Linked DNA regions of Homo sapiens: regions 1 and 3 are each linked to region 2. A link is a contact called in ENCODE Hi-C data. All regions are on one chromosome and are shown on one strand. Each heading gives the region's core, a stretch centred on a gene start or an enhancer-like site at or near the end of the contact. The rest is flanking DNA. Distances are from core to core; before and after follow the strand shown. Region 1 holds the start of POLR2H (RNA polymerase II, I and III subunit H). Region 2 holds the start of YEATS2 (YEATS domain containing 2). Region 3 holds the start of EIF4G1 (eukaryotic translation initiation factor 4 gamma 1).

Evidence for each region. A loop is a pair of places that touch in the nucleus more often than their neighbours do. Pooled maps may share reads with other maps.
Region 1: a loop to region 2 is called in a pooled map, with 11 times the contacts of the local background. The contact joins the promoter of POLR2H here to the promoter of YEATS2 in region 2. A Hi-C loop is called at or near these places in 1 of 37 single-sample maps with no recorded cell type and 10 of 50 pooled maps.
Region 3: a loop to region 2 is called in a map of naive thymus-derived CD4-positive, alpha-beta T cell, with 9 times the contacts of the local background. The contact joins the promoter of EIF4G1 here to the promoter of YEATS2 in region 2. A Hi-C loop is called at or near these places in 2 of 168 maps with a recorded cell type or tissue (naive thymus-derived CD4-positive, alpha-beta T cell and posterior cingulate gyrus) and 8 of 50 pooled maps.

The regions. Positions count from the first base shown.
Region 1 is chr3:184,360,309-184,363,204 of GRCh38, reverse strand. POLR2H (RNA polymerase II, I and III subunit H) reads right to left here and starts at 1,495. Exons shown (of 6, transcript NM_006232.5): 1 at 1,059-1,495; 2 at 1-332. It overlaps CLCN2 (chloride voltage-gated channel 2), which reads left to right and starts at 1,600. Exons shown (of 24, transcript NM_004366.6): 1 at 1,600-1,788. The coding sequence starts at 1,726. LOC124906311 (a long non-coding RNA gene) reads right to left here and starts at 2,878. Exons shown (of 3, transcript XR_007096193.1): 1 at 2,448-2,878; 2 at 2,255-2,341; 3 at 1,894-1,986. RefSeq lists silencers at 1-5, 66-335, 406-675, 1,236-1,825.
Region 2 is chr3:183,696,462-183,699,161 of GRCh38, reverse strand. It overlaps YEATS2 (YEATS domain containing 2), which reads right to left and starts at 1,365. Exons shown (of 31, transcript NM_018023.5): 1 at 1,169-1,365. RefSeq lists a silencer at 991-1,460.
Region 3 is chr3:184,313,170-184,315,869 of GRCh38, reverse strand. It overlaps EIF4G1 (eukaryotic translation initiation factor 4 gamma 1), which reads right to left and starts at 1,264. Exons shown (of 33, transcript NM_198241.3): 1 at 1,196-1,264; 2 at 325-381; 3 at 14-107. The coding sequence starts at 73. RefSeq lists enhancers at 1-616, 1,341-1,841 and silencers at 454-1,163, 1,184-1,513.

The DNA of each region.
Region 1 (2,896 bases), core at 246-2,745, 660 kb before region 2:
TAGGCTGTAGAGCGGGTTCTCGCGCTCCGCTGGGGCCCTACTGCGCCCTCTTCAGAGGCCGGGTTCCGAAGACTGGAATGCGTGGGGGCCTAACCCAGGCAGGGACCTTGATCCTTGGCCCAGAGAAGCCGGGCCCTAGCCCTACCCCGCCGGTCCGCGTGCCCGCCGAGGGCACAGTCCGCGCCGAGGGCAGGTGGAGCAGAACCCCGCCCCAGAGGTGCCCAGCCCCTCCAGCCGGCACCGAGGACCCCGGGGCCGGCCTGGGCCGGCTCGGCCCTGCTGGACGTAACCCGAGCCGGATCCGTCCAGTTTGGGAATTTGCCATGACGTCGCTATGGAGAAGAGGAAAGCCTGCATTGTCCCCTCCTCTCGTACTGCACCCTCCCACCACTGCCCTCCCTCTTCCCCCCAGGCCCTGCTCTCTTCCCCTACACCGCCCCTTCAGCCGGGCTCCCGCCACCCCCCTCCCCCGGGCATTACCCCTCCAGCTTAGTGCTGCGCGTTCCCCCTCCACTGCCTTCTCCTGGACACGGATCCCCTCCGTGCCCCTTCAGCCTGGCACTGCCCTGTCCCTTGGATACCAGCTCTTCCCTCACACTGGCCCTTCCTCCTGAGTGCTGGCTTCTATCACAAGGCCCCCCCTTCCCGGGCACTGCTCCCGCCCCCTGAGCCCCGCCTCTGCCTCCCAAATGCCCCTTACTCCTGGTGCTGGCTCTCCCGCACACTTGTGCGTTTCCTGGGCGCTGCCCTCGCTCCTCTCACACTATCTCTACGCTGCCCATCCACCCTGCGCGCGCTCCGCCCTCTGTTCTATCCTTCCCCAGCCCCTGATAGAGAACCCAGAACACCAGCAGGCAGTTCCCCCAAAGCGGAGGGATGGAAGCAGCGACTTGGGTTCCTCCTTGGGCCCAGCCAGGGAGAAGCGACCCACGCCCGCGTCCCAGGAGTAGACTTCCCGGCACCTGGAGCTCCCTTCCCTCCGGCCTACCCCTTCCGGTGCCCTCCCCAACCTCCACCCCCGCACACCCCGCAGGCCCGGTTGCTCCAAGTGCACCTACCCACGGGAGCCCCGAGAAAAGGAAGGATGAGGAAGACGGCCCCAACCCTCTCCGAATCCTTCCAGCTTTGCTTTTCACCCCTGACGGGGCAGAGGGGCCTTCCCAGGCCTGTCTGGGCCGCTCGTCTCTTCGGAGGGGCAGAGGGGAGGCGGCTCCTAACGGGCTGACCCGGAGGAGTCCGATGTAGACAGCTCCGCAGCCCCCAGCCCCAACCCCTACGGAGCTCAGGCGTCTGCAGCCCCTCCTGCCTGGGCACGGGGAACCGCGAACCCGGGCCGGCCCCTCCACGTGCCAGTAGACCCGCCCCTCCCGGGCGCCCCTCTCCGACCCGGGCATCCGCAGGGAGCCGGCGCGGGCTTGCGCCTTCCCAGCGCCCCTTGCCGCCTCTCGGGAGGCCCCGCGCGGACCCCAGCCTGGCTGGGCCGTCCCCTCCGGATGGGCCGGCGGGCGGAGCAGCGCAGAGGGCACCGCCCTCGGCCCGCCCGCCGGGGAGGGGACGCGAGCGGGAGGCTGCGCCAGCGGCGCCCGCCGGGGGCCCGCCGCACTCTGCTCTCGGCCTCCCGGGCTGCGGGGACGGGACGGCTGCCGGCGCGGACTTTGCGGGCCGGGAGCCGAGTCCAGGACAGAGCCGGAACCGCCGAGGGAGGCGAGAGGGCAGTGCGCGGAGATGGCGGCCGCGGCGGCGGAGGAAGGGATGGAGCCACGGGCGCTGCAGTACGAGCAGACCCTGGTAAGTGAAGCTGAGCTGAGCCCCAGGAGTGCGCTCCGGGACCCCTGCTCCAGGTTACCCTGGGAAGCGCGAGGACCAGGGGCCTACCCTAATCCTGTCCTAGCATTTTGAGCTGGGGAAACTGAGGCTTGGAAGTCTGAGGCTGCAGGGCCGAAGGGATGGAAAACTGCATGCTGGTTTCTGGCTGAGGCTGAGGGCCTGCAGAGGACAAGGACACCAGGTACTTGTCTCAGGTGTCCTTCCCCTCACCCCACAACATGCACGTTTTCTTTGCACCTCCCCTTCACCACCTGGGCCCAAGTCTCAGCACCCCACTGCCCCTTCCGCGGCACCATTCACACCATTGAACTTTCTCTACGCCACTATCTCCACCACCCAAGACATTCTCTGTGTCCCTGCCATGTGCATGGCACCATGCTAAGCATAGAATCGAGTGTGTAGAAAGATGGTCAGCCCCAGACCCTACCTCTGGAGGCTCCACACCCAGCGTTGGCTCCAGGAGCCCCTCAGTTGACTCTGGAAAAAGGTGGCTTGCCACTCTGGGGGACAGGAGCTTTAGGGAGGGTGGGTGAAGCAGGAATGGGTGTGGGAATTGGGACCTTTGTCTATGCTGATGCGGGGTATCCAGCCCCCACCCACCCCAGGGTGTGTCCCCTGACCTCATTAGAAGCAGGGGTCCTGGGCTCTGAGCTGACTTATCGCCCCCATTGTTACTTGGTGTTTGAGAAGCCACGTGACCCTCCTCATGTCACTGGGGTGGAAGACCCAAGCCCTAGGGAAAGGAAGGGGCCCGTGGTTCCTTTTTACCAGCTTGGGCTGGAATTTGCCCAGGAAGGTGGCAGGGAGGGAACGTCTTGGAGAGGAGAGGCTATAAGTCTGGGAGGTGCCCAGTTAGGAGAAAGTAGCTGGATGAATCAGGATGTCAGGGAGAGGTGGGAGTAGAGCAAGGGTAGAGGGGCCAACCCTTGGGATGGGGTAGGAGACACTTGCCAATCTGCCCAGACCAGGATAGGAGCATGGTCAAGGAAGCCAGGCACCTGGCCTCTGAAATGGTGCCTCTTAACACCAGCCACCTCTCCATCTCCGTCCCTTCCAGCTGTCTCTGGAA
Region 2 (2,700 bases), core at 116-2,615:
CCTTAAAACATTTAAAAATCTGTTTATACTTCCCCATCTCCCTGCCACGGGCCTAGTCCAAGCTACTGCAAAGAGCACAGTAACTGACCTCGTAGGTTCCTCCCCAGCCCTCTTCCTCTACATAGCAGTCGGATCATGCTACTCGCCTTCTCAAAACCTTCAAAGGCTTCCCGGGAAAAACTAAACTCCTTATCAGGGCATCATCTGCCCTATCTTTTAAAGAGTATACACAAACAGGAATATACATCCAAGGGTAGTATCTCTAGATCGTAAAACTGCGGGCATTTTTCTCTGGCTTTGCTTGTATTTTTAAATTTTTCTACGCTGAATACCCTCTACTCATTAAGAAAGGGGAAATGATATTGCTGAATTCTATATAATATTATACCGCATTTTTTACATGTGAGCGAGAAAAGGGAATGGAAAACGTGGGTCAACTCTGTAACTGCTGAATGCTTAGATGAAAATACTAGCCAACATCAAACTAAAAAAAAATGATGTGTCAGGCCTGTAAGATTGCTGATGGCATTTCTCTTCCTCTGGTTTCTATTTCTTAACATAATCACATTCATGATGGAGAAAACCTCATTGTCTTCTGCAGTCTGGCCACAGCCCTTCAAGCCAGCCTTTCCTGCAGGAGTCCTCACTTTCCGAGGCTTCCACTCCGCCCCGCACTGCCCGCAGCTCCGGCGCGTTGGCCCCGGCCCCATCCCTGGACCCCCAAAGCCTCTCTGACCCCTCCCCTCCATCCCAGGGAGGCCCGGTGGGGATGGCGACAGGTTGGAGGGGCATTCCAGGATCCTTTCGGTAAACCCACGACTTTCTGGTGCTGGGGCCAAATCTTGCCTCCAAGGCCAAGAGCTTAACATCCTAAAAGCTCCGGCCGCTGTGGCTCGGGGTCCCGTATCCCCTCAGCGCAGCGCCCCGCTGAAGAGGAAGCCCCCAACTCACGTTCCAATTCCAGGCTCCCGCTTCTGCGGCTCCCCGGCCCGCACCTGGGATCCTCCCTGCCCTCCCCTCGGCCCCGGGGCCTCACCGGGTCCCGCTGCCGCGCTGCCTGCCGATGGGGGAGGGGCGCGCACGTGCCCGCGCCGCCCCCGCCCAAACAATGCCCCGGAGAGCGGGGCGCGCTCCCGGCCGGTCCCTTCCTGCGCCCGCCAACACTCACCCTTTCTCCGGGTCTCCGGCTGCAGCGCGGGCCCCGCCGGCCGCCGCGAGAGAGCACGGCGAGGTGAGAGAGCGGGCGAAGCCCCGCGGAGCTGCCCCGCCACAAGGCCCCAGCGACCCCCGCAACCTGCGGAAGCACACGGCGCGGTGGAGCCCGCCCGGCGCGTTCCGCCCCGCACGTCAGCAGCTGGGCGCGTCGGGGCGCGCGCGGCGGCGCGCGCGGCCTCGGGGCGGAGCTCCCAGGGATGAGGGCGGGGCGGGGCGGGGCGGGGCTGGTCCGGGCTGGGACCCCGGCCCGCGAGGGCACTTCCTGGGCAGTGTGGGCGTCGATTCTTGCAAAGGCACAGTCGTCCATCACTTTCCTGCCCCAGAAGATGGCGAATTTCAACCCCAAGTTTGACAGAATATTCATTCTGCCGGCGTGTATGAGCTTCCCTATTAATCACAATAGTGACTATGATGTTTGTGTGTGCCATCTTTGTGCCAACCCATGTGCTAAGTGCTGGGTATACAAAATAACAGTAGTTATTTCTAGCCCATTTTACAGATGAAGAAACTGAGGCAGGGAAGGCTTGAGACTTATCTCAGTCACACTAGCTAGTGACAATCCAAGTCCAGTTTTCCACCTAAATATCACTTGAGGCCAACATTCTCTTTCGTTGTAACTCTACCACCCTACCCAAGACCCTGTAATCTCTCTGCCCAAGACTATGAATAGCCTCCCAACTGGTCTTGGGGAACTTCTGTTCCCCTTCAATCCCTTCTCACTGTATAACGATTTACTACTGGAGCTGAGTGGTGGGTTTAGGAAGTTCACTTTTTTTTTTATACTTTACATACATGTTACCAAATTTTTAATGTATTTAATGTTTTTATCAACGCATAATAAATATAAGTGGTGTTTTGTTTTTTGTGTTTTTTTTTTTTTTTGAGATAGAGTCTCCCTCTGTTGCCAGGCTGGAGTGCAGTGGCATGATCTTGGCTCACTGCAGCCTCCGCCTCCCGGGTTCAAGCGATTCTCCTGCCTCAGCCTCCCAAGTAGCTGGGATTACAAGGCGCGCGCCACCACGCCTGGCTGATTTTTGTATTTTTAGTAGAGACAGGGTTTCACCATGTTGGCCAGGCTGCTCTCGAACTCCTGACCTTAGGTGATCCACCCGCCTCAGCCTCCCAAAGTGCTGGGATTACAGGCGTGAACCACCACCCCCAGGCTAATTTTGGTTTTTTTAGACAGGTCTCACTATCACCACAGCTAGTCTCACACTTCCGGGCTCGAGAGATCCTCCTGGCTGGGCACGGTGGCTCATGCCTGTAATCCCAGCACTTTGGGAGGCTGAGGCGGGCGGATCACCTGAGGTCAGGAGTTCAAGACCAACCTGGCCAACATGGTGAAACCCCGTCTCTACTAAAAATACAAAAATTAGCCAGGTGTATTTGGGCATGCCTGTAATCCTAACTACTTGGGAAGCTGAGGCAGGACAGTCACTTGAACTCGGGAGGTGGAGGTTGCAGTGAGCCATTGCACTCCAACAT
Region 3 (2,700 bases), core at 15-2,514, 620 kb before region 2:
CCTCCCTAATTACCTGTGGGAGTCCGGGGGATGGGGCGGGTGGGGGGCCTGTGGACTGTGGAGCTTTGTTCATTTCATTTGGTGCCACATCAGGGTCCCCCCAGCACCTGTTGGGAAAGAGTGGCGCTCAGGAAGAGGAAGGGACCCAAGCTTAAGGCAAATGGGGCGGTGAAAGGGTTGATGCAAGGGCTGGGTCCCATACGGAGTCCCAGAGATGCCAAGAGGGTGAAGCAGAAAAGATACAGCCTGTCCCCACCAACATGCTGTCAAACCCGCATCACTTCCAACCAACCCCTGACCTACTGAAACAGACCCCTCACTCACCCCCTCGATTAAGAACAAGTCCACGGTGCGGCCTACAGGTTCTGGGCATCCGAGGGCCTGGGGTTGGGAGGTGAGGGTATCAACCTGGCTCCGCGGGGCCCCAGACCAACCAGACCGGAAATTCCAGGTCTCGCTGGCACCAGGCTCCCGGATCACGAACGGAGCTAGCTGCTTCGGCCGTGGCGTCCCCACCCCCCACCCGGGGACACCGGGTTCGGGCCTGGCCCAGGGGCACACAGGATACGCCTGCCGCCGGGGAACCCGCACTGGGCCAGAAGCTAGGCCTGCCGCCGCCCAGGAGTGTAGGCCAGGAAGGGCGGGAGTCAGGCCCTAAAAGGCCAGGCGGGCGGCGGCCGTCGAGGAGCCGGTTTCAGGCAAGTGAGGGTCGGCCCGGAGGGCGGGCGGGGCCGGGGGCTCCTCCCTGCCCGCCGCCACCGCCTCCCTCCCCTGCGCCCTCCCTGCGCAGCGCGGGCCAGTGCCAAAGAACAACGTGTCACTTCCCGGCGGCCTGGCCGCGAAGGGGGGAGGGGGCGGCGGGCCGGGAGCCGTGGTGCCTGCGCCCGTGGGCTGCCGGGCCTCCTCGGGTCAGGCCGAGGTGGCATTTCGCGGCGACGAACCCGGCGCCCTACCAGCCCGCGGGGCCCGCATAGTCCGGCCCTGCGCTCCCCACCCCCACCCAGCAGCCAGGCCCGGCCGGGCCAGGCACACGTGGGCCGGGGATCGGGACCCTGGCGGGCCGGGGCCCTGGGTCGGGCCGCGGGGCCAGGGCGCCGGGGCGGCGGCGCAGGGTGGCCGGTCCCGGCCCGGATGGCGGCGGATGCGGGGGGAGGGGGTGGGGGGGCCGGGTCGGGCCCGGACATGGCGGCTTTACCTTCAGTCTCCTTCAGTCCGCGCGGCCGAGCCCCACGCAGCCGCACAGACGTAGTCCACAACCATTTCCGGCTCCCCGCACAGATCCCGCTCGGCGGCCACCGCTTCTCCGCAGGCGCAGCCGGCGCCCCCACGTGACCGGCGCAGGGGGCGGAGCCGCGCCGGGCGATCTGCGCCGCCGAGCACATGGGATTTGCCCCCGCCCCGTCACGTGACAGCCACAGCCCGCCCCCGTGTCCCCTCCCGAACTTTGAAACTCCCAGACCGATTCCCCTCTGTGTTTCTCTCTGTTCCGCGATTCTTTAGTTCATTCATATTTTAAGCAACCATTTATTGAGTGCATGCTAAGTACAAGGCGAAGTGCTGGTTGAGGGCTGAGAAACTGAAATCAAAGTCTCGGCAAAAAAAAAAAAAAAATAAGCGGGGCGCGGTGGCTCACACCTTAATCCCAGTACTTTGGGAGGCCGAGGTGGGCGGATCACGAGGTCAAGAGATCGAGACCATCCTGGCCAACATGGTGAAACCCCGTCTTTACTAAAAATACAAAAATTAGCCGGGCGTGGTGGCGCACCCGTAGTCCCAGCTACTTGGGAGGCTGAGGCAGGAGAATTGTTTGAGCCCGGGAGGCAGAGGTTGCAGTGAGCGGAGATTGTGCCACTGCACTCTAGCCTAGCCTGGCGACAGGGCGAGACTCCATCTCAAAAAAAAAAAAGAAAGAAATTAAAGACTCCGTCCTGCCTAAGTAAATCGTGATACAATACGAATTATGCAGGCTTTGAAAATAATTTAGATTAGGTCATTGAAAGGCCAATAACAAAGGAAATTAAAAGGATAGAAACATTCTAATTAGGCAAGTAGTATGAGATTTGTAGTTTAAAAAGATCATGGGCCGGGCGCAGTGGCTCACGCCTGTAATCCCAGCACTTTGGGAGGCCGAGGCGGGCGGATCACGGGGTCAGGAGATCTAGACCATCCTGGCCAACATGGTGAAACCCCGTCTCTACTAAAATACAAAAAATTAGCTGGGCCTGGTGGCGCACGCCTGTAGTCCTAGCTACTCGGTAGGCAGAGGCAGAGAATTGCTTGAACCCGGGAGGCGGAGGTTGCAGTGAGCCGAAATTACGCCACTGCACTCTAGCCTGGCGACAGGGTGAGACTCCATCTCAAAAAAAAAAAAAAAGAAAGAAAAAAAGAAATTAAAGACTCAGTCCTGCCTAAGTAAATCGTGATACAACACGAATTATGCAGGCTTTGAAAAGAATTTAGATTAGGTCCTTGAAAGGCCTATAACAAAGGAAATTAAAAGGATAGAAACATTCTAACTAGGCAAGTAGTATGAGATTTGTCGTTTAAAAAGTTAGAAACATTCTAACTAGGCAAGTAGTATGAGATTTGTCGTTTAAAAGGATCATGGGCCGGGCGCGGTGGTTCACGCCTGTAATCCCAGCACTTTGGAAGGCCGAGGCGGGCGGATCACGGGGTCAGGGCGGATCACGGGGTCACCAT